2 separate regions of the Homo sapiens genome follow, and region 1 is linked to region 2. Evidence: chromatin loops called from intact Hi-C (ENCODE). Cell type or tissue: K562. All regions are shown on one strand. Each heading gives the region's core, and the rest is flanking DNA. Links, peaks and the distances in the headings are about the cores only.

The links. A loop is a pair of places that touch in the nucleus more often than their neighbours do. Peaks named below come from ENCODE experiments on the same cell type or tissue, not always from the same donor. Only the 100,000 strongest peaks of a DNase experiment are listed, where the experiment ranks them.
Region 1: a loop joins it to region 2, with 6 times the contacts of the local background. A loop is called at or near these places in 2 of 110 quality-filtered maps.

What each region holds. Positions count from the first base shown.
Region 1 is chr19:11,686,071-11,702,082 of GRCh38, reverse strand. It overlaps the pseudogene ZNF833P. Among named protein-coding and RNA genes, the nearest start is that of ZNF823, 45 kb to the left of the region's middle. RefSeq lists silencers at 6,954-7,003, 7,114-7,173 and a cis regulatory region at 7,934-8,078. In K562, for the core only: a CTCF peak has its summit at 8,316 (motif pointing left); no DNase peak of the experiment used is centred there; H3K4me3 peaks cover 951 bases.
Region 2 is chr19:11,632,862-11,648,873 of GRCh38, reverse strand. It overlaps the pseudogene ZNF887P. Among named protein-coding and RNA genes, the nearest start is that of ZNF627, 43 kb to the right of the region's middle. RefSeq lists a silencer at 9,113-9,202. In K562, for the core only: no CTCF peak of the experiment used is centred there; DNase peaks (open chromatin) are centred at 8,473, 8,793 and 9,163; H3K4me3 peaks cover 1,265 bases.

The sequences.
Region 1 (16,012 bases), core at 7,249-9,748, 54 kb before region 2:
ATAGCCACGCTTCTGAGAGAGATCCCGAGGCCAAATTAGAGGAAAACACTCCATGTGCAGCTGCCTGCAACAGGGGTAAGGGTGGGGATGATAGCTTGTATTGTGCTAAGTGATAAAATGACCACAATTAGCCATAGTTTACTGTCTAATCCTTTTTATGGAAGTTGCAAAGCTTCAATAGCCTCCACAGTTATAACATTGCTACATCAGATGATTCTGTCAGTCCAGTGGTTGTCTAGGTGGGGAGACAGCTTTTTTTTTTTTTTTAAGACAGAGTTTCGCTCTTGTTGCCCAGGCTGGAGTGCAATGGTGCGATCTCGGCTCACCGCAACCTCTGCCTCCCGGGTTCAAGCGATTCTCCTGCCTCAGCCTCCCAAGTAGCTGGGATTACAGGCATGCACCACCGCACCCGGCTAATTTTGTATTTTTAGTAGAGATGAGGTTTCTCCACATTGGTCAGGCTGGTCTCGAATTCCCGACCCCGGGTGATCTGCCCACCTCAGCCTCCCAAAGTGCTGGGATTATAGCTGTGAGCCACCACACCCGGCTGAGACAGCTTGGTTTTGTTTTTGTTTTTGTTTTTGCTTTTGTTTTTAGATGGAGTCTCGCTCTGTCGGCTGGAGTGCAGTGGTGCAATCTCTGCTCACTGCAACCTCTGACACCCGGGTTCAAGCGATTCTCCTGCCTCAGCCTCCCAAGTAGCTGGGATTACAGGTGCAGGCCACCATGCCCAGCTAAATTTTGTATTTTTAGTAGAGACGGAGTTTCACCATGCTGGTCAGGCTGGTCTCAAACTCCTGACCTCATGATCTGCCCGCCTCAGTCTCCCAAAGTGCTGGGATTACAAGCGTGAGCCACTGCGCCCGGCCTGAGAAAGCTTTTTTATGCTTGCTACTCTGCCATCTTCCCTGAATCCTCTGCCCTAACGTTTTACTGCCCTAATATATTATTTCAGGTCTCACAGTAAATGTCACCATCTCAGAGAGAATCCTTTGTACCACCTCAGTTACTCCTACATCTTTCCGTTTGTAGAGATATTTCCTTGCACTTCTCATATTCAGAGAAATTCAGTTAAGATTCACAGACTTTTTTGCTCTCCCTCTCTCTCTTTCTCTTTCTTTCTTTCTTTGGTGGAGACAGGGTGTCACTAGGTTGCCCAGGCTCCAGGCTGGTCTCAAACTCCTTGGCTCAAGTGATCCTCCAGCCTCGACCTCCCGAAGTGCTAGGATTACAGAGGTGAGCCACTGTGCATGGACTTATTTGCTTTTTTAACCTAGGAAAAGTTAAATCATAAAAATGAAACCAGGTTGGCCACAGTGGCTCACACCTGTAATCCTAACACTTTGGGAGGCCGAGGCAAGAGGACCACTTGAGCCCAGAGTTCAAGACCACCTGGGCAACATAGTGAGACCCCTACCTCTACAAATAACTTTTTAAAAAATAAGCCAGGCATGGTGGTACACACCCGTGGTCCCAGCTAACTGGAGGTTGAGGCAGGAGCATCACTGGAGCCCAGGAGGTTGAGGCTGCAGTGAGCTGTGATCGTGACAATGCACTCCTGCCTGGGCAATAGAGTGAGACCCTGTCTCAAAGAAAAAAAAAAAGAAAGAAAATGAAACAAAATTGAATGGTGTTACCTTTACTTCTATCATCTATATTGTGCTATGTAAAACTCCAAAATTCTGTTTTTAGCCATTTTCCAGAAGTGAAAATAAGAAGCTCCCTCTTGTGGTAAGGATGGCATTAACATCCTCTCTGGGCTGTGGATTTCTCCAGGTTGTGCTGAGACTCCAGAATTTACAGCAGGTGATAGTCAGCTTAGAATATTCTGTCTGTGCCCTCAATGAACAGGTGGCGACATGGGTTAGGAAGAACAGAAGCAAATAAAGGGAATGTGGTCATCATACAAGATATCACAGTCGATCCTGGAAGATAGTTTCAAATGAATAATTGAAATTGAGGGAAATGAGAGAGCCACAGGTGGATTCAACCTGGGCCAGCTGGACTGCTGAAAGGGAAGAGGTATTTATACAATGCTTAGAATTTAGCTGCAGAAATGATTGGATGGGTCAGTGGTGATGGAGTGGGGTTGAGAGTTTCAGATGGGTAAACTGAACATGTCCATTACCAGGTACAGAGCACGTGATGACAACCATGAACTGTGAAGGTTGGGGAGCTGCTGAAACAGAGGAAAAAGGGGAGAGTTCACTTTTGATTAGTGTGTGCGTGTGCGTGTGTGTGTTTTTGTTTTTTTTGTTTTGTGACAGAGCCTCGCTCTTTCACCCAGGCTGGGGTGCAGTGGCTCAATCTCGGCTCACTACAACCTCCACCTCCCCAGGTTCAAGTGATTCTCGTGCCTTAGCCTCCCAAGCAGCTGGGATTACAGGCATGCACGACCACACCCTGCTAATTTTTGTATTTTTAGTACAGATGGGGTTTCACCATGTTGACCAGACTGGTCTTGAACTCCTGACCTCAAGTGATCTGCCCACCTTGGCCTCCCAAAGTGCTGGGATTACAGGCGTGAGCCACCGTGCCCAGCCTGATTAGTTGTTTTATACAACTGTTAGGAGGAAAATAACAGTTTGTTTTCTCAAAGGAATAATTATATCCAGGTGGTTTTTAATTTTTTTTCTTTTTTTCGAGACAGAGTCTGGCTCTGTCACCCAGGCTGGAGTGTAGTGGCACAATCTTGGCTCACTGCAACCTCCGCCTCTTGGGTTCAAGCAATCCTCATGCCTCAGCCTCCCGAGTAGCTGGGACTACAGACATGGGCCACCATGCCCGGCTAATTTTGTATTTTTAGTAGAAATAAGGTTTCACTATGTTGGCCAGGCTAGTCTTGAACTCCTAGCCTCAAGTGATCTGCCTCCCAAAGTGCTGGGATGACAGGCTTGAACCACCATAGCCAACCATTTTCAGGGTTTTTTTGTTTTGTTTTGTTTGAGACAGAGTCTCACTCTGTCGCCCAGGCTGGAGTGCAGTGGCGCGATCTCAGCAAGCTGCGCCTCCCAGGTTCACGCCATTCTCCTGCCTCAGTCTCCCAAGTAGCTGGGACTACAGGCGCCCGCCACCACGCCCGGCTAATTTTTTGTATTTTTAGTAGAGACGGGGTTTCACCGTGTTAGCCAGGATGGTCTTGATCTCCTGACCTTGTGATCCGCCCGCCTCAGCCTCCCAAAGTACTGGAATTACAGGCGTGAGCCACCGCACCCGGACTCCAGGCTTTTTTTTTTTTTTAACCCATATAAAATATCTTAGAATTTTCTTCCTCTACTTTATATATAAACATAGGAGAAAACCCAGGAGTCTGCTGGCTTCTTATTCAAACAGTGGGATTGAGGGTCTTTGTCTCATTTAACTTATCAGTGAAAGGCAGGTGAATAACCTTGTAGGGGCCATGGGGAAAGTTCTCCTTTACCCTCTCATGTTGCACTGAAAAATCAACTCACAAAAGACTGATTAATTGGAGAAAAGGCATACACATTTTATTTAATGTATATACACAGGAGCCTTCAGAATGAAGACTCAGAGATACAGGGTAAGTTGTACATTTTTGTGCTTGGGTTTAACAATGTGTGAACAGCTATGAAGAAACCTGATTGAACAAAAAAGGTATGATTGAATGCTAACAGACTGAGTGAGGAAACCCAGAAGGCCTGTCTGTCTAGATTTTTCTTGGTCTCTCTGAGTAGCATTCCTTCCTTCTAGGTATGAGACAGAATCTTTTTTTTTTTTTTTTGAGACGGAGTCTTACTCTGTCTCCAGGCTGGAGTGCAGTGGCGCGATCTCGGCCCACTGCAACCTCCGCTTCCTGGGTTCAAGCCATTCCCCTGCCTCAGCCTCCCGAGTAGCTGGGACTACAGGCGCGTGCCACCATGCCCAGCTAATTTTTTGTATTTTAGTAGAGACGGGGTTTCACCATGTTGGCCAGATGGTCTTGATCTCCTGACCTCGTGATCCACCTGTCTTGGCCTCCCAAAGTGCTGGGATTACAGGTGTGAGCCACCGCACCTGGCCAGAATCCTCTCTTAAATGACAGTCTTATGACCTACAGTCAAATAAGGTAGGTCAGATAAATTCTTTGTGACCAGTTTTTCCAAAGGAAGGCACAGGGAAAGTTATCTGTTTGCATTTTATGGCTGCCCTTGGGGAATAGGGGTTCTGGATTCTATGACCTGCCTTGGGGAAGAGGGATTCTAGCTTCTATGGCTACCCTTGGTGGAGAATGGGACTGAGAGACAGGAGGGCAAGAGAAGGTCAGAGAAAAACTTCTGCTTCTGAGACCTGTTTTGAGGATCATTGTTTTCGGAGCCCTAAAAACCTGGAGTGGGCAGCAGAGCCTGAGGACAGTGACTTTAAGCTGACACCAGTCTTAAGCCTACAAAGGGAGGAGAATGGAGCTGGGCATCCTGCCTACCCTTGCGGATGGCCTCCAGCTGCTCAGAACAGCTAAGGACTGTGGATTCTGAGAAGCTGCAGTGCCCTGGAAAGCGGGAAACCCACATGTAGATGCAGCTAGGGGGTTGCGTCCTTTTTGAGACTGTAACTCTGGGAACTTTGGGGCCATTTCCTAGGCAGCTGCAGATTGCATAAATAGCTTTCCTTTTCAAGCAGTCTAACTGGCCCCAGATGAACCCACCTGTGGCTCTCTAAATCCTTTGAAGCAAAGTGCTTTTTAGAAACCATCGCCAGGCACGGTGGCTCACACCTGTATTCCCAGCACTGTGGAAGGCTGAGGGGGGAGGGTTGCTTGAGCCCAGGGGTTCAAGACCAGCCTGGGCAACATGGTGAGACTCCCCCATCCCCCCGCCACGCCGTGTCTACCTCAAAAAATTTTTTTAAATTAGCCAAGCTGGTGGTGCACGCCTGCAGTTCCAGCTCCTTGGGAGGCTGAGGTGGGAGGATGGCTTGAACCCAGGAGCTTGAGGCTGCAGTGAGCTGGGATCACACCACTCACTGCCCTCCAGCCTTGGTGACACAGAGACCCTGTCTCCAAAACAAAACAAAACAACCACAAAAATCCTCCAGGATAGACTGTGATATCATGGGTAAGTTCCATGTCCATTTTATTTGATTTTGTCCTCTCTAACCTGTTATACTACCTGCTCATTGAGGGCATAGACAGAATATTTTAATCTGACCATCTTCTTTTGTAAATATTGAAGATCTCAGTACATTCAAGTGCTTTGCCTTGGGCATGCACAGAGTCACAGGAGGCAGGCTGTCATTTGTATATAGGAGGAAAATCTGTGAAGGTCAGACTTAAAGACTCATTAGATTGCCTTCTGGAAAAGGAGTTATGAATTTGACAGTTTATATAGGTCAATGCATTAAACTGATTTTTAGATGAGAGTTTCCTGCTGGCAAAAAGGAAGGTCTTGGCCGGCACGGTGGTTCACACCTGTAATCCCAACATTTTGAGAGGCTGAGGTGGGTGGATCACCCGATGTCAGGAATTCAAGACCAGCCTGGCCAACATGGTAAAACCTCGTCTCTCTAAAAATATAAAAATTAGTGGGCCGAGTGCAGTGGCTCACACCTGTAATCTCATCACTTTCGGAGGCCAAGGTGGGCAAATTGCCTGAGCTCAGGAGTTCGCGACCAGCCTGGGCAACACGGTGAAATCCCGTCTCTACTAAAATACAAAAAATTAGCCGGACATGGCGGCGTGCGCCTGTAGTCCCAGCTACTCGGGAGGCTGAGGCAGGAGAATTGCTTGAGCCTGGGAGGCGGAGGTTGCAGTGAGCCGAGATCGTGCCACTGCATTCCAGCCTGGGCAACAGAGCGAGACTGTGTCTCAAAAAAAAAAATTAGCTGGGCGTGGTAGCACATGCCTGTAGTCCCAGCTCCTTGGGTGGCTAAGGTAGGAGGATCGCTTGAACCCGGGAGGCGAAGGTTGCGAGCCAAGATCACGCCACTACACTCCAGCCTGGGCGACAGAGAGAGACTCCGTCTCAAAAAAAAAAAAAAAAAGAAAAAGAAAGAAAGAAAATGAAGGTCTTGAAGGAAGGAGCATTTCCACACTCTGGAGAAGGAGTAGGAGGCCACGTTGAGTTCCCAGAGTTAAATCTTTAAGTGCCCCTGCCTCATCAGAGTTTGACTCACAAGCTTGGGAACGTGTATCACCTTCTGACTGCAGGTTTGTGAACTGTGGGTGCAGCAGGCTACTTATCTCAACTAGTTCGAGTGTTTGCTTTTCTTGTCTTTCGATTTCCTTATAAAATATTGCTACTATGTGATTCCACTTTTTCCATACATTTAATGATTTTATTCCGTTGTTGGCATGTTATTACTTCCTTGGCTGAAAATCAGTAGATTGAGAGATAAGGTGGGAGAAAGGCTTGGCCATGCAGCCAACAGACTTATCCAAAATTCCTGATCCCTGGAACACATCGGGCCCTTATTTTTTTTTTTTTTTTTTTTTTTTTTTTGAGATGGTGTCTCACTCTGTCGCCCAGGCTGGAGTGCAGTGGCACGATCTTGACTCACTGCAGCCTTGACCTCCCAGGCTCAAGTGATCCTCCCACCTCAGCCTTCCGAGTAGCTAGGACTACAGGTACAGGCCACCATTCCAGGCTAATTTTTGTATTTTTTTGTAGAGACAGGCTCTCACTATGTTGTCCAGGATGGTCTCGAACTCCTGGGCTCAAGCAATGCACCGGCCTCGGCCTCCCAAAGTGTTAGGATTACGGCTATGAGCTATCACGCCCAGCCTAAGCCCTTATTCTTGTTGCAGTGTGGCCCGTATGGCCTCGGCTCTCCTCCTACTCCGAGGCCAGGGAATGGCTCCACTGGACAATGTGTCTGGGTTTCCCTGCACACACTTGTGATCCCCAGTCTAGGAGGAAAAAGCAGGAAGGTCACACTGAGTACAGATGGGGGATCCTGCTTAAATGCAGATGTCCCCTGGGAGGGGTCAGGTCACAGCGCAGGGAAGAAGCCCGCCCTGCCAAGGGCTGTGTCAAGAACTCGTTCATCAGTCTCCACTCCCCAGCGTGAGATCGCTTCTGTAACTCAGTCGTCAGGGGGCGGGATCTGTCGCACTATCCAATCAGGGCCGTGGGGCGGGGTCGTGGGAACTGTCAATCAGGCGCACTTCAGCTAAGAGGGTGCGAGATTGAAAAAGCCCGCGGCGTCTTCTACACGCCACTTCGCTGGGCTCCTGTCTCTGTCGCTGAGAGGCACTCTGGAGAGTCTGCGGCAGCCTCTGTCACACAGGGACCTGCACTGGTCGTGGGAGCCGCAGAGAGGCCCCCGGGACACGGAGGAATTCGGAAAATGGTGAGCGTGAGGGGCCAGGGATCCCGAGACGGGAGGAGGGGCTGGTTGGAACTGGCCGTGGCGGGTCCCCGGCCTCCCAGCCAGCGACTCCGGGCTCTGTGGACCGGAGTACCGCTGGCGGAGCTCGGCCCTCGGTCCCCTCGGCCGCAGGGTGGGGCTGGGCTGGCAGCCGGGACCCCGGGCGTCCTGTCCCGTCCCTTCGCGGCGACTGCGGGCCCGGGCAGGAGTCCTCTCTGGGCAGCTCCGCGCCCGCAGCCCCGCGTCTCTCCAGATTGTGCGGGGGCCACGGGAGGGTCATGGGGGGAATCCCGACTCGTGTGCGGGGTTCATGCGTGGAAGGAGCTACGGTCCGGGGTCCCCAGTTCCTTCTTTATTCCTTTATTCCTTTTTTAAACCAAATATAAAATTCTAAGCCCCCCAGTCATTTTGAACAGATCCCTCCTCCCGGCGAAGGCACTACAAAATTAACCTGAAAAACTTGTTCAGGCCATCATGGAAGGGTGGTCTGTGTATTCGTCTGTTCTCACACTGCTGGAAAGATACTACCTGAGACTGGGTAATTTATTTTTAAAAAAAGTTTTTAATTGACTCACTGTTCCACATGGCCTTAGGAAACTTACAATCATGGCAGAAGGGGAAGCAAGGCACGTCTTACGGGGTGGCAGGAGGGAGAGAGAGAAGGGAGGAGAGGGAGAGAGAGAAGGGAGGAGCCCAGACACTTATCCAGTAACCAGATCTCGTGAGAACACTGTATCAGGAGAACAGCATGGGGGAAACCACCCCCATGATCCAATCACCTCCCAGCAGGTCCCTCCCTCAACATATGGGGATTACAAATAGGATTACAATTCCTGCAAGCAGGCTCTGTGGCGCAATAGCCTAAATCGAAAGGATTACAATACCAGATGCAATTTAGATGGGGACACAGTCAAACTGTATCAGCTGGACGTGCCCCATTATATTTGCCTCCCTTTTGGAACCCAGGAAAAGCCTATCAGTATTAACATCAACACAGAACTTAAGTCTGATAAGAAGCATTTACAATCTATTCTCTCTGAAGCCTGCCACCTGGAGGCTTCATCTGCATTATGAAACTTTGGTCTCCACAACCATTTATGGGAAAATCCACCTGTGACCTGGGAACCAGACCCCTCCCCCGCCCACTTTGTGTTGTCCCTCCTTTCCAAGTAGAACCAATGTACCTCTTACATGTATTGACTGATGTATTATGTCTCCCCAAAATGTATTAATATAAAAGCAAGCTGTACCCCAACCACCTTGGACACATGTGGTCAGGACCTCCTGAGGCTGTATCATGGATGTGTCCTTAACCTTGGCAAAATAAACTTTTTTTTCTGAGATGGAGTTTCACTCTTCTTGCCCAGGCTAGAGTGCAGTGGTGCCATCTTGGCTCGGTACAACCTCTGCCTCCCGGGTTCAAGTGATTCTCCTGCCTCAGCCTCCCGAGTAGCTGGGATTACAGGCATGCACCACCACGCCTGGCTAATTTTGTATTTTTAGTAGAGACGGGGTTTCTCCCTGTTGGTCAGGCTGGTCTCGAACTCTGGGCCTCAGGTGATCCACCTGCCTCTGCCTCCCAAAGTGCTGGGATTACAGGCGTAAGCCACCACGCCCAGCCAATAAACTTTCTAAATTGAAACATGTCTCAGATACTTTTGAGTTCACATTCCTAAATGGCAAGTGGTATCCCTCTGCATCTTCCAAAGGTTTGGGAATCAGGGTTTCTAATCCACCACTCTCTTCCCTCAACTAACTCCTCCGAGGGCTTAAAATCCCTTGGTTTTTAAGCTCTTTCCCTGCATTTTGTGACTCTGATTTCATCTCCTCAGTTCACAGCAACATTAAACATTCTTTTTCCCTGGTGCTGTATTTCTAGCACCACTGGGTTCATTCTAGCAGTGTCCCTTTATTTCTTTTACTTTTTTCAACTCCAGTGAGAAACAGGCACTAATTATCTACAACATATATTGTAGATAACATAACAACATATATTCTAACATGTAAAATAGTTTCAGAATTGCTAATCCATACCCTTCTAGGGAAAAATACCCATTAGAATCGAGTGTTTGTGTACATTTCTTAAGTCATAGTATTCAATCAAAACGCTGTTTTCTGGGCCAGGCGCGGTGGCTCACGCCTGTAATACCAGCACTTTGGGTGGATCACCTGAGGTCAGGAATTCAAGGCCAGCCTTGCCAATATGGTGAAACCCCATCTCTACTAAAAATACGAAAATTAGCTGGGCATGGTGGCATGCACTTATAGTCCCAGAGCAAGACTCCGTCTCCAAAAAAAAAAAAAAAAAAAAAAAAAAGGAATTCCTTCGTTATCTTGTCATGCTTCAAGGCCCAGGAAAGGCCTGGGCAAAACTCTTGTTGGGCTTTTGTTACATTCCAGCCTTTGTTTAGAGGCATCGGCTCTCTCGACTTTTAATATTTAACCACTCAGTGCTGAAACAGTTGTTATGGAAGCCTGTGTTAGTGAGACTCTGGCCTGCCACATAGTGAAGGGTAAAAACTAACCCTAAGGAAAGGAAAACCCACCCCCCAATGATGTGGTACAAGAACCTCAAAAGCACACAGTGCAGTGTCTCCTGGGAGGGCGGTCACTCAGCACTTCAGTGAGCAGCATGGGAAGGGGTATGTCTCAGATGATAGGAGAACCTGACCTGATACTTGAGTCAGACTTGTCTGTTTTCAGTCAGCACTGCACCTCCATGGATTTGTCACCTTGAAGACATCTGTAACTCATCTCAGATTTACTTTTTTTTTTTTTTTGAGACGGAGTCTCGCTCTGTCGCCCAGGCTGGAGTGCAGTGGCGCCATCTTGGCTCACTGCAAGCTGCGCCTCCCAGGTTCACGCCATTCTCCTGCCTCAGCCTCCCGAGTAGCTGGGACTACAGGTGCCAGCCACCACGCCCGGATAATTTTTTGTATTTTTTTTAGTAGAGACAGGGTTTCACTGTGTTAGCCAGGATGGTCTTGATCTCCTGACCTCGTGATCCGCCCGCCTCGGCCTCCCAAGGTGCTGAGATTACAGGCGTGAGCCACCCCGCGCCCGGCCTCATCTTGTAATTTATCAGATCTATGGGCATGGAGTTAATATTCCTTTATGGTTCTTTTAATGTTCATGGAAATCTTAGAGATGCCCACCCTTTTGTGAGTTAGCATGGGTGTTTATCAATTTTATTCATTTCAGAAAACCAGGATTTGGATTTGTTGATGTTTTCCATTGATTTCCTGTTTGCAATTTCATTAATATCTTCTCTCGTTGTTTTCCTCTCCTTAATTTACATTTATCGTGCTCTTCTTTCTCTAGTTTCCTGGGGTGGAATTTACAGCATTGTTTTTTAGATCTTTACTTTCAAGAGTTTGCATTTAATTATTTAAATAGCTCTCTAAGCACTGCCTTTGCTGTATTCTACAAATTTTGCTAAAAGTTTTTTTCAATTTTTGGAATATTTAAGTATCTCTGGAGAATTCTGTCTGTTGCATAGTTTAGAAGTTTGTGGTTTAAATCTTTACTTTCTGGAGGCTTTTAAACTATGCTTCTGCTATTGATCTCTAGTTTAATGCTAATACGGTTTGATTTCGTATTTTATGGAATTTGATTTTTTTAAATTTGTTAAGGTATGTTTTATGCTATGTGGTCTGCCTTGGTGAATATTCCATGGTCTCCTGTTTCAGCCTCCTGAGTAGCTGGGACTACAGGTGCATGCCACCACACCCGGCTAATTTTTGTATTTTTAGTAGAGACAGGGTTTCACCATGTTGGTTAGGCTGGTCTCAAACTCTTGATCTCAGTTGATCCACCCACCTCGGCCTCCCAAAGTGCTGGGATTACAGGCATGAGCCGCCGCGCCCGGCCTGAATGTGTATTATCTATATACACCAGTAAAAAAGACAGGCACTGGCAGAGTAGAATTAAAAACAAGGCCCAGCAATGTGTAAAAGATAACCATTTTCAACAGAAAGACACAGATACCTTAAATAGAAAGGTATGGTGAAATATATGCCATTCTAGCCCTACTCAAAAGTATGGAACGGCTATATTAAATTCAGATAAATCAGGTTTTTTGGTTTATTTATTTATTTATTTATTTTTCGAGACAGGGTCTCTGGCACCCAGGCTGGGGTGCAGTGGTGTGATCACAGCAACCTGTGCCTCCCGAACTCAAGCAATCCTCCCACCTCATCTGGGACTACAGGCGTGTGCTACCATGCCTGGCTAATTTTTGTATTTATTTTTTGTAGAGACAGGGTCTCTCCATGTTGCTCAGCTGGTCTTGAGAACTCCTGGGCTCAAGTGATCCACCCATCTTGTCTTCCTGAGATGAATCACGAGGTCAGGAGATTGAGACCATCCTGGCTAGCATGGTGAAACCCCGTCTCTACTAAAAATATAAAAAATTAGCCAGGCGTGTTGGTGGGCACCTGTAGTCCCAGCTACTCGGGAGGCTGAGGCAGGAGAATGGCGTGAACCCGGGAGGCGGAGCTTGCAGTGAGCCGAGATGGCACCACTGCACTCCAGCCTGGGCGATGGAGCGAGACTCCATCTCAAAAAAAAAAAAAAATACACATTCAAAGTGGTAATTGACATAGATTAATATGTTCATATATATTGTTTGTTGTACTTGTGCTTTTTTTCTACTTGCTCTATTTTTCTGCCTTTTAATTGAGCGTTCTATATGATTCCATTTGCTTGCTTCTATTAGTGTAGTAAGTCTACTTGTTTCTTAAATTTTATTAGTGAATTCCATAGTTTGCAGTATACATTTGCAACTAATGGACTTTCATTTTCAAATAACACTATACTGGTGTCTGGGGTAGTGCCAATATGTTAAGAGTGTTCTGAATTCCTCTTTCCAATCCCATATAATATCACTGTCACGCATTTGACCTGTTAGAAGCTATAACCACCCAATACATTGTTGATATTCATTTGAACAAACATTTATCTATGAAGGAGAAGAAAAGATAATCATATTTGTGCCCTCATTTAATTATTTTCTAACAAGTTTTATTTCTGAAACATCTGCTTTCCTAACCTGTATCAGTTTCCTTCGCTCTGAAGAACTTTAACATGACTGGCAAGGCAGGTATACTAGTAACACATTCTCTCAATTTCTTTCCTCTTTCTTTTCCACAGACTGGTAATTTTTTTCTTTCTTTTTTTTTTTTTTTTTTTTTGAGATGGAGTTTCACTCTCGTTGCCCAGGCTGGTGTGCAATGGCGTAATCTCGGTTCACTGCTACCTCCACCTCCTTGGTTCAAGCTATTCTTCTACCTCAGCCTCCCAAGTAACTGGGATTACAGGCATGCACCACCACACCCAGCTAATTCTGTATTTTTAGTAGAGACAGGGTTTCTCCATGTTGGTCAGGCTGGTCTCGAACTCCCGACCTCAGGTGATCCACCCACCTGGACCTCCCAAAGTGCTGGGATTACAGGTGTGAGCCACCGCGCCTGGCCCAGACTGGATAATTTTAATTGTTTCATCTTCACAGTTGCTGATTCTTTGTTATGTTAGCAAGTAGTGAATTGGCTCACTTCCAGATGTACACACAAGCCAATAGCATGGCACCAGCTTTTGAAGAAAGAAAAGCTTTACTACAAGTTTGACTGGCAAGGAGAAAGGAAGAAATGCTCAAATATGTCTCCCTGAGCTGGGGGCTTTGGCAAGTTTTATAAGCGTGGGGTAATAAGACATGAACTCACTGCATCTTGCAATGATCTCATGCCAGGTTAATGTGACTCGATTGGATCCTGCCATGGGATGATACCGGGGCCCAACCTGATTAGATCCTAGATTCCACCATGTGGTATCTTTTTTTTTTTTTTTTTTTTGAGACAGAGCCTCACTCTGTAGCCCAAGCTGGAATGCAGTGGCATGATCTCGCTCACTGCAACCTTCACCTCTGGAGCTCAAGCAATTCTGCCTCAGCCTCCCAAGTAGCTGGGACTACAGGTGTGCGCCACCACACCTGGTTAATATTTTGTATCTTTCACAGAGACAGGGTTTTACCATGTTGCTCTGGGTGGTCTTGAACTCTTGAGCTCAGGCAATCCACCCACCTCAGCCTCCCAAAGTGCTGGGATTACAGGCATGAGTCACCGTGCCCAGCATCTACTTTTTACTTTAATCTCCACACCTCAGTCCAAGCATATAGGTTCCACCCATGGTTACACATTTGGTTCATCTGGGCATGCTCAGATTATGTGACCTTGAGTGTTGGGTCCATGGCAACTGAAAACTCAGCTTTGTTATATAGAAGTTGTACCACATAATCTGTTGTGGTTACAAATCCCTCCTATTATGTTCATTCCTAAGTCTTGAAGGAAAAGGAATGATAACTGCTCTAACTACTTTCTGCTGATTAGAGTCATAGACCTTAGAGGAATGAAAGTATTTAGTGCTTTGCTCTGGGAGTTCCCTGGTATCAGCCAGGTGCGGTGGCTCACGCCTGTAATCCCAGCACTTTGGGAGGCCGAGGCACGTAGATCACAAGGTCAGGTCGATTGAGACCATCTTGGCCAACAGGGTGAAACCCCATCTCTACTAAATGACAAAAAATTAGCTGGGCGTGGTGGTGCGCACCTGTCTCTCAGCCACTTGGGAGGCGGAGCTTGCAGTGAGCTGAGATCACGCCACTGCACTCCAGCCTGGGCAACAGAGCAAGACTCCGACTCAAAAAAAAAAAAAAAAAAAAAAAAAAAAAGGAGTTCCCTGGTATCAAGATCACATTTTAGAAGGCGTTATTTCTACATAGTTCTGGGGAAAAGGCATAAGGAGTTTGCAACCTAAACATTATTTGTTCCAGAGAACAAGGGAAAGCTTAGGTTTTATAGCAAAAGTTCCCATCTGGGTTCCTAGTCAAGTGCTTTTATGCAAATGAAGATCTGAAACTTGAAACTCAGTTCTGATTGGTTGATACAGCTGAGCTCTGATTGACTAGCTCAGGTGAGCCCCCAAAGTTAAAAAGGTGTTGGTTTTCAGGAAACTCACAGTGCTTGTGACCCCTAGTTAACAAGTGGCGGCTTAGCTCTTTTTAAAACTTAGGCCCAGTTAGCCAGTGTGAAGGACTGACTCTAACCCGTCCACAGACAGCATTCATAAGTTTTTGTGTGTGTTCTATCATGGTACCAGTGACCTGCTGTGGGTCCATCCCATGCAGGGATCCTAATGGCAGGGCAGTGGCCAGTTGGGCAACTATAGCCATTTACTTATAAGAGGTTCTCAGGAACCTGTTAAATTTTAGCCAAAATCTCTTGGGTTAAGTTGGTTTCAGTGGCCAGCTGGAGTGAGTTTAAAATCTCAAGTATTAGGTCAGCAAGAACCTAGTGGGGGTCTCTTGGAGGCATCTGTTGAAACAAGATAGAACAATTTTAAAGAGGAGCCAAATGCATATTTTAAATAGGATCATTGAGACTTGTAGGGCAGAATGGAGAAGAAATCCTATACCAGGGGAAGAGCCAGCTGAAAATATCTGGAAATTGGAAATGTAACCCAGTAAGTCTAGACAGGAGGGTTTCTGAAGGTGTCCCTTTCAGAGATTTGGCTGGTTTTAAGATCTTATATGTTCCCAATTCAGTCTGACTGGAAGTATTTTACCCAGATGCAGAAGCAAGGGTTAGCACAGACACTACCCTGTAAAGTAGGGAGATAGCTGCAATGTGGTTGTCTAGGGCCATGCAGGCAAGGGAACCTAGAGACTTCTCTTGTGTCCTGATGGCTTCGGTGGTGAAATGGGCAACTCTACTAATGATACAAGAAAGATTTCTGGTTAGATATCCATTCCAAGTAGAACCTAGACTTAACCATGACCCCAGAAACTTTCCTAATCTAGCTCCTCCACTAGGGTTAATCGCTCTGGGTAAACTGCATCCTTGATAATGTCCCCAACTAGAATCTGTGGGACCATCAATGCTTAAATATCTTTGACCCTCAAATTCCGTAGATCCAACATTTGTATTATTGATGAAAGAGTCAACATCTGCAGTCAGAAGTTGGTACCTCCAACATAGATGATACTTCTAATGTCCTGTCAGATGATTCTAGTTTAATTGACATCTCATTGCTTATCGACACTGCCACATATCTTGGCACCTCAACATGTTGCAACTTTAGGCACCACAGAGCAATCACCATCATCCTCATCATCATCATGTGTGGGCTACCAGGAGAAAATAACCAGGGTTTTACAGAAGGTTAACACACGCTTGCAGGTCATTTAATGAAACCAATCCATAACTGTTTTTTAAAAAGAAAATGTTATATTGTAGATGATGTGTACTAGGTAGGTAGCCGTATGGTGGTTGTGTCTGTACTGAATATGTACAGATGTTTTTTCTTGTCATACTTCCCTAAATACAATAAAACAGTTGTCTTCATAGCATTTACAATGCATTAGGTATTATAAGTAATCTAGAGATGATTTAAAGTATACAGGATTGCCTAGTTATAGGCAAATACACTTTTCTGTAAAGCACTTGAGCAAAATTATATATTCTCAAGGGGTGCTGGAACCAATCCCCTGAGAATACCAGGAAATGACTTTATTCAAGAGAAACTGAAACTACACAGGTTTTACCACATTCTTTACATTCATAGAGTTTCCTTTTGAGTAAATTCTTTCATGTATCTAAAACACACAAGGACTAATAAATACTTATCCACACTCCTTACAGTTATAAGGTCACCAGTGTGT
Region 2 (16,012 bases), core at 8,131-10,630:
TTTCAGATGGAGTCTTGCTCTGTGGCCAAGGCTTGAGTGCAGTGGCACAATCTTGGCTCACTGCAACCTCTGCCTCCCAAGTTCAAGCAATTCTTCCACCTCAGCCTCCTGAGTAGCTGGGACTACAGGCGTGCACTACCACGCGTGGCTAATTTTTGTATTTTTAGTAGAGACGGGGTATCATCATGTTGGCCAGGCTGGTCTCGAACTCATGACCTCAAGTGATCCACCCACCTTGGCCTCCCAAAGTGCTAAGATTGCAGCCGTGAGCCACTGCATCAGGCCAGTCTACTGTATTCCCTACCATGTTTCAAATCATTGAGCAGTGTAGATGACCAAGAAACACTTGTTCTGTAATTGACTAAGTGAAGAAATGATGTCATCCTTACCTACAGACATCAGGTTCCTGATGATTTCCCACATCACATCTCTGTAGAGTTTCTTCTGGGACGGATCCAGCAAAGCCCACTCCTCCTGGGTAAAGTTCACAGCCACATCCTCAAAGATCATTGAGTCCTGAAACATCCCACATGGCAGAGGAGGAAGGTTCAGGCTGACAGCACTAGGAAGCTACACTCTAGAGGAAGTTCACACAATGCTATAGACTCCAAACATTTATTCAATGATTTGGTCATCAGACTCTTATCCTCTGTCTATACTCATTTTCTCCAGCACAGCAATTCTGATGCTAGAATTGAACACATTCAGTAAAGTAATAGCCAATACGGACAAGCCTCTCATTCATGATTTCAGGGAGTTGAGATATGCTGCCCAGATCACCTCTAGTGTCTTTCTGTCTAGTGGGTCTATACTAACTCTCGTGACAAAGTCCTACTATGTGTTGTCTACAAGAGACAATATTAGCAGCTCTAAGACAACATATCCCTACACACGTTTATTTAGAAAGTTGAACTATGATGGTATCTCAGAGCTAGATTTAAGGAGAGCTGCACCAGCATAACAAAGAAAAGGAGCTGTGTGCCTCAACTATTTATTAAAACAATATGATATTTGCCACTGGGCATAGTGGCTCACACCTGTAATGCCAGCACTTTAGGAGGCTGAGACGAGTGGATTGCTTGAGCTCAGGAGTTCAGGACAAGCCTGGGCAACATGGTGAAACCCCATCTCTACAAAACATACAAAAATTAGCCAGGCATAATGGCGCATGTCTGTAGTCCCAGCTACTAGGGAGGTTGAGCTGGGAGGATTGCTTGAACCCAGGAGGTAGAGGCTGCAGTGAGCCATGAGTGTGACACTGACCTCCGGCCTGGGTGACAGAGCGAGGCCCTGTCTCAAATTAAATTGAAAAATAAATAAATAAGTAAATAATATGGTATTTGCTTAATTTCCATCATCCTTCTGAGAGTTTGAAATTTTGTGATATAATCAGCAGAGAAGCATACCTGATCAGTCACTGCTAGGTTTGAATGTTTGTCCCCTCCAAAACTCATACTGAAACTTTATCCCCAAGGTGTCAGTATTCAAAAGTGGGGCCTTGAAGAGGTGACTATGTCATGAGGGCTCTGCCTCATGAATGGGTTCATTCACTGATGGATGAAAGGGTTAATGAGTAAATGAGATATCCTGGGAGTAAGACTGGTGGCCTCAGAAGAAGAGGAAGAGACCCCTAAGCTAGCACCCCCTCCCCTAGGAATACCCTTCTTCCATTGCCTCAGATAGTGAAGAGTCCCCACCAGCAAGGCTTTCACCAGATGTGCCACCGTGCCCTTAGACTTCCCAAACTCCAGAATTGTACAAAACAAATATCATTTCTTGTATATTACCCAATTTCAGGCATTCTATTCTAATGAACATAAAACAGACTAAGATGGCCATGAAAAAAAAACTCTGGGTACTAAGTGTCTGAGTGACCTTGGTACGTAACATTTCATATGTTCTGTCAACACTTGTTACTTGGGGGATTTAGCCCATTCTATGTGATTACAATAAGAGAACACCTGGAAGCTGGCAACCGGTTTTCCGTAAACTAAATTTAATGAAGTGTAACGTAAGGTTAATGAAATGTATTTCATCATCCTAAAGGAAAATTTTTAAATACTAGGTAACATCAAAGGAGAATGAAAGATGGATAAAGATTGTACACGTTCTTCTAAAGAACCGCTTGTCAGCCAGGCGCAGGGGCTCACACCTGCAATCCCAGCACTTCAGGAGGCCGAGGTGGGCAGATCACAAAGCCAGGAGTTCGAGACCAGCCTGGCCAACATGGTGAAAACCCATCTCTACTAAAAATACAAAAATTAGCCGGGCGTGGTGGCAGGTGCCTATAATCCCAGCTACTCGGGAGGCTGAGGCAGGAGAATCGTTTGAACCCGGGAAGTGGAGGTTGCAGTGAGCTGGGACTGCGCCATTGCACTCCAACCTGGGCGACAAGAGTAAGACTCCATCTCAAAAAAAAAAAAAAAAAAAAAAGAACTGCATGTCACCAAGGTGTCATCTCTCATGAATATTTATGAAATTCCTTAAATCATTAAAACAGACCTGTTAGTAGTCAATAAAAGCTACTTAAACAAAACTAATGGAGGTAACAAATGTCTAAAAATGCTAAAAATCTTCTAAACCAGAAAGTGACAGCTTACCTAACACACATGAAGGATTTTGAAACTATAATATTCAACACACCACACTGTTGACAGAAAGATGAACAAAGAGAAAAAGGTAAGTGAAAATGTAGAACAGGCCAGGTGCGGTGACCTATTCTACCATCTTATTTGCAAATATTATATTTATTTGCAAATATTATCTTCATATACTCCAATTTCTCCTGGGCCTACGAAAAGTCTGAAATAAGGCTCTCTTCTCTGTTTCAACTACACTAAAGCCTAACTGGGGTCAAAAATTGGCAGGGACTACATAAAAATATTGTCAACAAAAAGCCTGCAACCATCTGGAACAACAGTCTATGACTGAGACAGAATAGACCATCTAAGACCCAGGAAAACAATCTGGAGAGAAAATTAGCTTCAGAAATTAGGCTAATCAAAAGCACTTTGGTATCCTGGGGAATTGAGAAAGCCTCACGTCTGCCCAGGAAATAACACATTTCTAGAAAAAACCTGAGGAGGCCCTAAGTTTCGGCACTGGCTGATCTCTAGGCTCAGTTCAGCAGAAATTGGAGGCTAACGCAGAGTTTTAAACAGTCGGCCGGGCGCGGTGGCTCACGCCTGTAATCCCAGCACTTTGGGAGGCTGAGGCGGGCAGATCAAGAGGTCAGGAGATCCAGACCATCCTGGCTAACACGGTGAAACCCTGTCTCTACTAAAACTACAAAACTTAGCCGGGTGTGGTGGCGGGCACCTGTAGGCCCAGCTACTCAGGAGGCTGATGCAGGAGAATGGTGTGAACCCGGGAGGCAGAGCTGGCAGTGAGCCAGGACCACGCCACTGCACTCCAGCTTGGGTGACAGAGCGAGACTCCGTCTCAAAAAAAAAAAAAAAACAAACAAAACTCAGGCCGAGTGTTCAAGGAATGCTGCACGACAAAGCCATCCACAAAGCCTGGAAGAAGTCAGGTTTGGGCCTCTTTTTGTTTGATTGTTTGTTTGTTTGTTTGTTTTTTGAGACAGAGTTCTGCTCTTGCTGCCCAGGCTGGAGTGCAGTGGTAAGATCTCAGCTCACTGCAACCTCTGCCTCCCAGGTTCAAGTGATTCTCCAGCCTCAGCCTCCCCAGTAGCTGGGATTACAGGGGCCCACCACCACGCCTGGCTAATTTTTGTATTTTTAGTAGAGACAGGGTTTCGCCATGTTGGCCAGGCTGGCCTCGAACTCCTGACCTCAGGTGATCCACCCGCCTTGGCCTCCCAAAGTGCCGGGATTACAGGCATGAGCCACAGCACCCGGCCAGGTCTGTTTTATTTTAGCTCCTAGCATTCAGGAAACCTCTCTCAAAACACTAGATGAACACAAGTTAAAGGAACAGAGCCTTCATTGACTAGAGAGGACAGGGAATACATCTCTGTAAACATACTTTGAAAAAGTTACTACCAGGCACAGTGGCTCACCCCTGTAATGCCAGCACTTTGGGAGGCCGAGGCAGATGGATCACTTGAGGTCAAGAGTTCAAGACCAGCGTGGCCAACATGGCGAAACCCTGTCTCTACTAAAATTATTAAAATTAGCCGGGCATGGTGGCGCACGCCTGTAATACCAGCTACTCGGGAGACTGAGGCACGAGAATCATTTGAACCCAGGAGGAGGTGAAGGTTGCAGTGAGATGAGATCACGCCACTACACTCCAGGCTGGGCAACAGAGCGAGACTCCATCTCAAAAAAACAAACAAACAAGCAAAAACTACAGAAGGTAGAAAAAGAGAAAGTTTTAAAAATAGAAAACGAGGCCGGGAGCAGTGTCTCATGCCTGTAATCCCAGCACTTTGGAAGGTCGAGGTGGACAGATCACCTAAGGTCGGGAGTTTGTGACCAGCCTGACCAACATGGAGAAACCCCGTCTCTACTAAAAAATACAAAATTAGCTGGGCATGGTGGCACATGCCTGTAATCCCAGCTACTCGGGAGGCTGAGGCAGGAGAATCGCTTGAATGTGGGAGGCAGAGGTTGTGGTGAGCTGAGATCGCGCCATTGCACTCCAGCCTGGGCAACAAGAATGAAACTCCGTCTAAAAAAAAAAAAGAAAGAAAGAAAGAAGAAAACAAGTACAACAAACAGAGAACAATTACATATATACATATTAATACAATTATATCAATTACCACTTTAAATGTCTGTTACTTATATACACAAAAAAGAGACACAGATTGACATAGTAGATTAAACAAGCCTCAGTAATGTGTACAAGAAAATCATTTCAAACAAAAAGAAGTGAATAGATTAAATAAAAAGGTATGAAGAAAGATAAGCCATTCTAACACTAATCAAAAGAAATGTGCAATAGTTTTATAAAACTCAGACAAACCACATTTTAGATCAAGGAAAATGGCAAGGAATTTTCCTCATAATTGCCTTGGGCTTGCTTTTTTTTTTTTTTTTTGAGACAGAGTCTCATTCTGTTGCCCAGGCTGGAGTGCAATGGTGCAATCTCGGCTCACTGCAACCTCCACCTCCCAGGTTCAAGTGATTCTCCTGCCTGAGCCTCCCGAGTAGCTGGGATTACAGGTGACTGCCACCACACCCGGCTATTTTCTGTATTTTTAGTAGAGACAGGGTTTCGCCGTGTTGGCCAGGCTGGTCTCGAACTCCTGACCTCAGGTGATCCACCTGCCTTGGCCTCCCAAAGTGCTGGGATTTCAGGTGTGAGCCACCACGCCGGACCATCATTGCCTTGTAAAAGAGATTTTGTAACAGTGAAGAGGTCAATCCTGCAAGAAGACATAATAGGACCAGGCGCAATGACTCACACCTGTAATCCCAGCACTTTGGGAGGCCAAGGTGAGCAGAATGCTTGAGTCCAGGAGCTCGAGGCCAGCCTGGGCAACATGGCGAAGCCTTGTCTCTACAAAAAAAAAACAAAAAAAAACAAAAATTAGCTAGGCATCGTGGTACATGCCTGTAGTACCAGCTACTCAGGAGGCTGAGGCTGAAGGATCACTTGAGCCTGGGCACTGGGAGGTCAAAGCTGCAGTGAGCTGTGATTGTGCCACTGCACTCCAGCCTGGGAGACAGATGGGGACCCTGTCTCAAAAAAAAAAGACATAAGGTATAATAATCTTTATTACTTATATGTATGCCCATAAAATATAACATCAAGATACAAGACAAAAACATAAAACTATAAGACAAAATATACAAATCCAAAATTATAGTTGGAAGCCAACAGTTCACCTCTATCCATAATTAATAGGTCAATACAACAAAAAAATCACTAATGATATAGCTAAACTCAACAGCATCAATAATGTATTAGTCCGTTCTCATTCAGCTAATAAAGACATGCTTCAGGAAACTTACAATCATGGCGGAAGGGAAAGCAAACACGTCCTTCTTCACATGGTGGCAGGAAGGAGAAGAACGAGTGCCCAGCGAAGAAGGAAGCCCCTTATAAAACCATCAGATCTCTTGAGAACTAACTCACTATCACCAGAACAGGATGGGGAAAAACACCCCCATGATTCAATTATCTCCACCAGGTCCCTTCCACAACAGGTGAGGATTATGGGAACTACAATTCAACATGAGATTTGGGTGGGGACACAGCCAAACTGTATCAATTAATCAACTGCATTTAATTAATATGTATTTATAGAATCCTTCATTCAACACCAGCAGAATACACATTCCTCTCAAGTTCACATGAAATATTCACCACAGTAAACTACACTGGAAGCATAAAATATGCCTTAACAAATTGAACAGAAATGCTATAAAGTATGCAATCAAATCATATTAAACTAGAAATTGATAACCAAAAGATAGTTGAAAAGCTTCCAAAAGTAGAGATTTAATCTGCAGCTGAAATAGGTGAACCAATCTTTGCAAGGTGACAAGCCCAGAGAGAGACAGTAAGGACCTAGAACACAGACAAGTCTAACTCAAGTGTCACATCGTATCCTCCTGTCACCAGGGGCATCCCCCATCCCCATCCTGCTCACTGAAGTGCTCAGTGACCACCCTCCCAGGAGACGACACATTGTGCGTCCCCTGTGTTCCTAAAGTGCATTTTGCTTTTCAGGTTCTTGCACCATCTCAGTGGGGTGGGTTTTCCTGTCCTTAGGAATAGTTTTCTCCCTTAACTATGCTGAGAGCATCCAGAAAACAGGAATCATTTCTGTCCTGTCCCTTCAATACCACCATCCAACTGGCTGATGAGCCAAGTGTCCCCAAGGAATGGAATCTGGATTTGGGGAAGAAAAGCTGAGTGTCCCAGGGGATTAGAGCTTTTTTTTGAGACTGGGTCTCACTCCAGTTGCCCAGGCTGGAGTGCAGTGGTGCGATCGCAGCTGACTGCAGCTTTGACCTCCCTGGCTCAGGTGATCCTCCCACCTCAGCCTCCCCAGGAGCTGGGACTAGAGGCACGCACCACCATACCCGGCTAGTTTTTTTGTATTTTTAGTAGAGACGGGGTTTCGCCATGTTGCCTAGGCTGGTCTCGAACTCCTGGACTCAAGGGGTCCACCCGCCTCGGCTTCCCAAAGTGGTGGGATTACAGGCTTCCCAAAATGGTGGGATTACAGGTGTGAGAGACTGTTCCTGGCCCAGGATTAGCTTTTTAAGGAGGGGAATACCAGGGGACTTCTCCCACCCCAGGGCACCTAGCTCCTCTCCTGGGAAGCCCCAACTCCACGCCTCAGGTTGTCCTCTGGGAGGAGTGACCCACCCTCCAAGAAACATGGTAGCTGTGGGCATCTTCAGTCAGCCCCAGGCAGTTCTGAAACCCAGGACCAGGATAAGATGGAGGGTGAGTTGAGGACACATCGCCCTGTAAAGTTTCCAAAGATAAACCTCAACCCAAAGACATTCTCAGAAGGTGTCCGTGCCTCGGGCAGATAAAAGGAGGAGAGGCATAAAGATTGTTTACAGCAAGTGTCAGGTGCTTTTTCTCCGCTTCCTCAAGTGTGAAATGTTCACAAACACACAACAAATCTTTACAAAAAGAGCCATATTTTGCCCTCTTAAAAAAAAAAAAGCCTATTAAAATATTGCGTGTGGCCAGGCGCCATGGCTCACACCTATAATCCCAGCACTTTGGGAGGCCTAGACGGGCGGATCACCTGAGGTCAGGAGTTCAAGACCAGCCTGGCCAACATGGTGAAACCCCGTTTCTACTAAAATACAAAAATTAGCCGGGCATGGTGGCACGCGCCTGCAGTCCCGGCTACTCGGGAGGCTGAGGCAGGAGACCCGCGAGGTAGAGGTTGCAGTGAGCCAAGATCGTGCCACTGCACTCCAGCCTGGGCAACAGAGTGAGGCTCCGTCTCCACCAAAAAAAAAAAAATTATATATATATATTTAATATATATATAATTCATATATACATGAAAAACGTGTGAGGACGGTTGCAGTGGCTCATGCCTGTAATCCCAGCACTTTGGGTGGCTGAGGAGGGTGGATCACCTGAGGTCAGGAGTTTGAGACCAGCCTGGCCAACACGGTGAAAACCCGTCTCTACTAAAAATACATGAATTAGCCGCGCGTGGTGGCGGGCGCCTGTAATCCCAGCTACTCGGGAGTCTGAGACAGGAGAATCGCTTGAACCCAGGAAGCGGAGGTTTCAGTGAGCCGAGATTGCGCCACTGCACTCCAGCCTGGGCGACACAGCGAGACTCTGTCACAAAAAAAAAAAAAAAAAAAAAAAAAAAAAAAAAATATATATATATATATATATATATATATACACACACATATATACATATATACACATATATATATATATACACATATATATATATACACACACACACACATATATATGGCTATGTTTGAAACAAAGCCTGGGGGACGAAGAGTTGACATTGTTGTGGTGAACTGAAGAGGAGGCCAGCTCTAAAACGCGGAGCGGGATCTGGAAATCCAGGGATTTGCTGGCAGCCCTAGGAGAAGCTAGGCCAGGGATCACAGTTGCGGATTTGAGACCCTGCTTCGCATATATCTGGATATCTCAGTAAAAACTCGAGCCCCTTGGAGACAAAGGAGGAACTGGGGACCCCACAGACCGCTGCTCCTTCCACATGAACCCCACACCCGAGGAGGATTCCCCCCATGACCCTCCCGTGTCCCCGCACAATCTAGGGAGACGCGGGGCTGCGGACGCGGAGCTGCCCAGAGAGGACTCCGGAACCTGGGCCGCAGTTGCCGCGCGGGGACCGGACAGGACGCCCGGAGTCCTGGCTGCAGGCCCAGCCCCACCCTGAGGCCGAGAGGACCGAGGACCGAGCTGGGCCAGGGCACTCGGGTCCTCAGACCCCAGAGACAACAGCGAGGAGGTCTGGGTCCCGCCACAGCCGGTTCCGGTCGGTTACAACCAGCTGTACCCTGTCTCGGGAACCCCGGCCTCGGACACTCACCATTTCCCGGCTTCCGAGGTATTCCGGTTCCTACCTACACCTCCGGCTGCCAGTACAGGTTCCAGCCCGACCGAGCAGGGAGCCGAGCGCGGGTGACAGAGAAGACGCCGCGGGCTTTTTCAACCTCGCATCCTCCAGCCTCCTGGACGCCTGATTGACAGTTCTCACGGCCCCGCCCAGCGGCTCTGATTGGATAGTACTCCAGGTCCCGCCCCCTAGGCACTGAGCGACAGAAGAAGTGATCTCCCAGTGCTGAGTGGAGCCAGATGAACAGGTTGCAGACACAGCTCTTGGCATGGGGCGGGCGGGGGAGGGGGGGTTCCTCCCTGGGCAGTGACCTGACCCCTCCCGGGGAATATCTGCATTTAAGAAGAATTCCTGCCAATAGTCTGCGAGCCCTTCCTGCTTCTTCCTCCGGGACTGGGGGGTCACAACTGTGTGCAGGGAATCCCAGACTCACTGTCCAGTGGAGACATCCCCTGGCCTCGGAGCAGAAGGGGAGCCGAGGCCACACAGGCCACACTGCAGTAGGAGAGGGGGTCTGATGTCCTCCAGGGATCAGGAATTTGGGATGAAGCTGCTGGCTGCATGACCAAGCCTTTCTCCCACCTGATCTCTCAGTCTTATTTTTTTATTTTTTATTTTATTTTTTGACGGAGTCTCGCTCTGTCGCCAGGCTGAAGTGCAGTGGCGCGATCTCGGCTCCCTGCAACCTCCGCCTTCTGGGTTCAAGCGATTCTCGTGCCTCAGCCTCCTGAGTAGCTGGGATTACAGGCACGCGCCACCACCCCCAGCTAATTTTTGTATTTTTAGTAGAGGCGGGGTTTCACCATGTTGGCCAGGATGGTCTCAATCTCCTGACTCGTGATCCGCCCCCCTCGGCCTCCCAAAGTGCTGGGATTACAGGCGTGAGCTACCGCGCCCTGGAGTCTACTCGTTTTCACCAAGAAAATAAAAACACAGCAACAATGGAATAAAATTGTTAAATGTGTGGAAAAACTGGAATTATATGGCAGCAATATTCTATGAAGGAATCAAAAGAGAAGAAAAGCAAAAACATGAACTAGCTCAGAGAAGCAGTTTTTCAGCCACTGTTCAGCAGGAAACCCCCTATTCAGGAGGTTAAACAGATTCTTGGGAGCCAGGTTCTGACTGCTGAAACAGAGCCCCAGAACCGATCAGAACCTGGTGATGAGGCCTGAACACTGAAGGATTTAACTCTAGGCTCTCAACATGCCTTCCTGTCCTGTCTGCATAGTGTGGCAACACTCTCTCCTTCCAGACCTTCATCATATTCTCTCTTTTTTTTTTTTTTTTTTTTTTTTTGAGACAGAGTCTCGCTCTGTCGCCCAGGCTGGGGTGCGATAGCGCGATCTCCGCTCACTGCAACCTCCGCCTTCCGAGTTCAAGGGATTCTCCCGCCTCAGCCTCCAGAGTAGCTGGGATTACAGACACCCGCCATCATGCCTGGCTAATGTTGGTATTTTTGTAGAGACAAGGACACCGCGCCCAGCCCCAGACCTTCATTTTCACCAGCAGGAAACTCACCTGGAGTCAGTTTAAGGTACTGACTGACATAAATTGTCAAATTCATAAACCTTTTCTCCATAAGGTAATCCAATGGGTCTTGACCTTAACAGATTTTCTACATATATCAAATCACACTCCGACTCCAGCTATTCTATGTGTAAACCAAAAATAAAATTCAAAGCCCACCCCTCTCTCCCAAACTGAAGGATTCCCCTCTCGGCTAAGGGCATCCCAAAGTAAACCTGAAAATCTAGAAATCTAGTTCAGGCCACGATGGAAAGCAGGGGTCAGACCGGTAGTCCCATCTTAGCACCTATGGTCCCAGTGATCCTCAAGTGGGAGGATCACTTGAGCCAGGGAAGTCAAGGCTGCAGTGAGCTGTGATTGTGCCACTGCACTCCAGCCTGGGCGACAGAGTGAGACTCCGTCTCAAAAAAAAAAAAAAAAATTATAATAAGTGTGGATGAGGACATGGAGAAACGGGAATCCTTGTGCACTGATGTAGAGAATGTAAAACATTGCAGCCACTGTGTAAAACAGTATGGCTGTTCCTTAAAAAGGTGAATTTAGAATTCCCCTGTGACTATTCAACTCCTAGGTATATATCCTAAAAAATCAAAAGCACAACACACAGAGACACATGTACACCAATTTCATAGCAGCCTTATTCAGAATATTACTGTGGAAAAAACCCACATGTTTATCAACAAACAAATGGATGAGCAAAGGGTGATTTATCCCTACAATAGAATATTTTCAGGCACAAAAAAGCAATGAATTACTGACACGTTAACACATGCATGCAACTTGAAAACATTATGCTAAGTGAAATAAGCCAGAGACACCAGAATAAATATTGTATACTTTCACTTATATGAGGTGCCTAGAATAGTCAAATTCATAAAGGGATAAAGTAGAATAGAGATTATCAGGGCCTGTGAATAGAGGAGAATGTGGAGTTACGTGCATGAGTATGAAAATTTAAGTTAAAAACATTGGCGGGGCCAGGTGCGGTGACACATGCCTGTAATCCCAGCACTTTGGGCGGTTGAGGTGGGTGGATACCTGAAGTCAGGAGTTTGAGACCAGTCTGGCCAACATGGTGAAACTCCATCTCTACTAAAAATACAAAACAAAAATTAGCCAGGCATGGTGGTGGCCACCTGTTATTCCAGCTACTTGGGAGGCTGAGGCAGGAGAATTGCTTGAACCCAGGAGGCAGAGGTTGCAGTGAGCCAAGTTCACGCCTCTGCACTCCAGCCTAGGTGACAGAGCAAGACTCCATCCCCCCCCAAAAAAAATTAAGTTAAATAATAGCCAGGCGTAGTGGCATGTGCCTATAGTCCCAGCTACTAGGGTGGTTGAGGCAGGAGAATCACTTGAGCCCAGAATCAGTTGGGGTTGCAGTGATGAGTGATTGAGCCACTGCATTCCAGCCTGGGTGACAGAGTGAGATTCTGTCTCAAAAATAAAAATACAAAAAATTAAAAATAAAAGGCAGTTTTCTTTTCTTTTTTTTGAGACAGAGTCTCACTCTGTTGCCCAGGCTGGAGTGCAGTGGCACGATATCAGCTCACTGCAACCTCCACCTCCTGGGTTCAAGCGATTCTCCTGCCTCAGCCTCCCCAGTAGCTGGGATTACAGGTGCATGCTACCATGCTGGGCTAATTTTTTGTATCTTTAGTAGAGATGGGATTTCACCATGTTGGCCAGGCTGGTCTCAAACTCCTAACCTCAGGTGATCCGCCTGCCTCAGCCTCCCAAAGTGCTGGGATTGCAGGTGTGAGCCACCACGCCTGGCCCTGGCAGCTTTCATATCTCAAATATTGAGTTAATTTTATACATATCCAGAATATCAGTCACACCTAATACTTACCTAATATTGATTGATAGAATGACATTAAAATGTCATTAATTGTGTAAATTTTAAAAAATTTCTTCTCAACACAAGATCTCACCATGTTGCCCACGCTGAACTTGAAGTCTTGGCCTCCAGCAGTCTTCCCACCTCAGTCTCCAGAAATGCTAGGAATGGCCGGGCACGGTGGCTCACGCCTGTAATCCCAGCACTTTGGGAGGCTGAGGCGTGTGGATCACGAGGTCAAGAGATCGAGGCCATCTTGACCAACATGGTGAAACCCTATCTCTACTAAAAATACAAAAATTAGCTGGGTGTGGTGGCGCGAGCCTGTAATCCCAGCTACTCAGGAGGCTGAGGCAGGAGAATCACTTGAACCTGGGAGGCGGATGTTGCTGTGAGCCAAGATCACGCCACTGCACTCCAGCCTGGCGAGAGTGAGACTCCATCTTTTTTTTTTTTTTTTTTTGAGACAGTGTCTCCCACTGTCGCCCAGGCTGGAGTGCAATGTCACAATCTCGGCTCACTGCAACTTCTGCATCCCGGGTTCACACGATTCTCCTGCCTCAGCCTCCTGAGTAGCTGGGATTACAGGTGCACACCACCACACCCGGCTAATTTTTTGTATTTTTAGTAGAGACAGGGTTTCACTATGTTGGTCAGGCCGGCCTTGAACTTCTGACCTCATGATCCGCCCGCCTCGGCCTCCCAAAGTGCTGGGATTACAGGCTTGAGCCACCACGCCCGGCCGAGACTCCGTCTTAAAAAAATAAAAATGCTGGGATTACAGGCATGAGCCATAATGCATGACCAAGACACTCATTTTATACCCCAAGACAAAAAATACTCGAAATGGAATGGAAGATGATATACTTTAAATGTACATCCCCGCAAAATCTCACATTGAATTGCAATCCCCAAGGTTGGAAGCAGGGCCTGGTGGGAGGTGTTTGGATCATGGGGACAGATCTCTAATGAATGGCTTGGGCCATCCCCTTAGTGATAGGTGAGCTCTTCTTCTGAGTTCGCACAAGGTCTGGTGGTTTGAAAGTGTGTGGCACCTCCCCTCTACCTCTCTCTCTCGTTCCTATTTTGCCACGTGAGAGGCCTGCTCCGGCTTCACCCTCCACCAAAAGTAAAAACTCTGAGGCCTCCCCAGAACCTGAGCAGATGCCAGCACCATGCTTCCTATAAAGCTTGCAGAAACATGAGTTGATAAAACATTTCTTTATCAATTATCCAGCCTCAGGTATTTTTATGGCAAAGCAAGAAAAGCCTAATACAGAGGTAAAAAGGTATTCCACGCAAATAGTAACCAAAAGAGAACAAGAGTGGATATGCCATTATCATACTTGACTAGACTTTAAGGCAAAACCTATTTAAAAACACAAAGAACGCTATCTTTTGTGTGTGGGGGGGTACATAGTAGGTGTATATATTTATTGGGTACAAGAGATATTTTAATACAGGCATACAATGTGTAATAACCATGTATTAGTCCGTTTTCACACTGCTGATAAAGACATACCTGAGGCTGGGAAGAAAAAGATGTTGGTCGGGCACGGTGGCTCACGTCTGTAATCCCAACGCTTTGGGAGGCTGAGGTGGGCAGATCATGAGGTCAGGAGTTCGAGACCAGCCTGGCCAAGATGGTGAAACCCCGTCTCTACTAAAAATACAAAAATTAGCCAGGCATGGTGGTGCAAGCCTATAGTCCCAGCTACTCAGGAGGCTGAGGCAGAAGAATTGCTTGAACCCGGGAGGCGGAGGTTGCAGTGAGCTGACATCATGCCACTGCACTCCAGCCTGGGTGACAGAGCAAGACTGCATCTCAAAAAAAAAAAAAAAGAAAGAAAAGAAAAGAAAAGAAAAAAAGAAAAAGATATTTAATTGGACTTACAGTTTCACATGGCTGGGGAGGCCTCAGAATCATGGCGGGAGGCAAAAGACACTTCTTACATGGCAGCGGCAAGAGAAAATGAGGAAAAAGGAAAAGCAGAAATCCCTGATAAACCCATCTCACTACTATGAGAACAGCAGGGGAAAGACCATCCCCCATGATTCAATTACTACCTCTGGATTCCTCCCACAACATGTGGGAATTCTGGGAGATATAATTCAAGCTGAGATCTGGGTGTGGACACAGCCAAACCATATCATTCTACCCCTGACCCCTCCAAATCTCATGTCCTCACATTTCAAAATCAATCATGCTTTCCCAACAGTACCCCAAAGTCTTAACACATTTCAGCATTAATCCCAAAGTCCACAGTCCAAAGTCTCATCTGAGACAAGGCAAGTCCCTCCCGCCTATGAGCCTGTAAAATCAAAGGCAAGCTAGTTGCTTCCTAGATACAATGGGGGTACAGGTATTGGGTAAATACAGCCATTCCAAAGGGGAGAAATTGGCCAAAACAAAGGAGTTACAGGGCCCATGCAAGTCTGAAATCCAGCAGGGCACTCAAATTTTAAAGCTCCAAAATGATCTCCTTTGACTCCAGGTCTCACATCCAGGTCACACTGATGCAAGAGGTGGGTTCCCATGGTCTTGGGCAGCTCTGCCCCTGTGGCTTTGCAGGTACAGCCTCCCTCCCAGCTGCTTTCACGGGCTGGTGTTGAGTGTCTGCAGCTTTTCCAGGTGCACAGTGCAAGCTGTCAGTGGATCGACCATTCTGGGGTCTGGAGGATGGTAGCCCTCTTCTCACAGCTCCACTAGGCAGTGCCCCCAGTAAAGACTCTGTAGGGGGGGCTCTGACCCCACATTTCCCTTCTGCACTGCCCTAGCAGAGGTTCTCCATGAGCACCCCACCTCTGCAGTAAACTTTTGCCTGGACATCCAAGTGTTTCCATACATCTTCTGAAATCTAGGTGGAGGTTCCCAAACCTCAGTTCATGACTTCTTTGTACCTGCAGGCTCAACACCATGCGGAAGCTGCCAAGGCTTGGGGCTTCAACCCTTTGAAGCCACAGCCCAAGCTGTACGTTCGCCCCTTTCAGTCACGGCTGGAGTGGCTGGGACACAGGGCACCAAGTCCCTACATTGCACACAGCACGGGGACCCTGGGCCTGGCCCGTGAAACCACTTTTTCCTCCTGGGCCTCCGGGCCTGTGATGGGAAGGGCTGTGTAAACGTGTCTGATGTGGCCTGGAGACATTTTCCCCATGGTCTTGGGGATTAACATTTGGCTCCTTGCTACTTAGGCAAATTTCTGCAGCCAGCTTGAATTTCTCCTTTAAAAATGGGTTTTTCTTTTCTACCGCATCATCAGGCTGCAAACTTTCCAGAGTTTTATGTTCTGTTTCCCTTTTAAAACGAACGCTTTTAACAGCACCCAGGTCACCTAGTCACCTCTTGAATGCTTTTCTGCTTAGAAATTTCTTCCTCCAGATACCCTAAATCATCTCTCTCAAGTTCAAAGTTCCACAAATCTCTAGGGCAGGGGCAAAATGCCACCAGTCTCTGCTAAAACATAATAAGAGTCACCTTTGCTCCAGTTCCCAACAAGTTCCTCATCTCCATCTGAGACCACCTCAGCCTGGATCTTCTTGTTCATATCACTATCAGTATTTTTGTCAAAGCCATTCAACACATCTGTAGGAGGTTCCAAACTTTCCCACATCTTCTGTCTTCTGAGCTTTCCAAACTG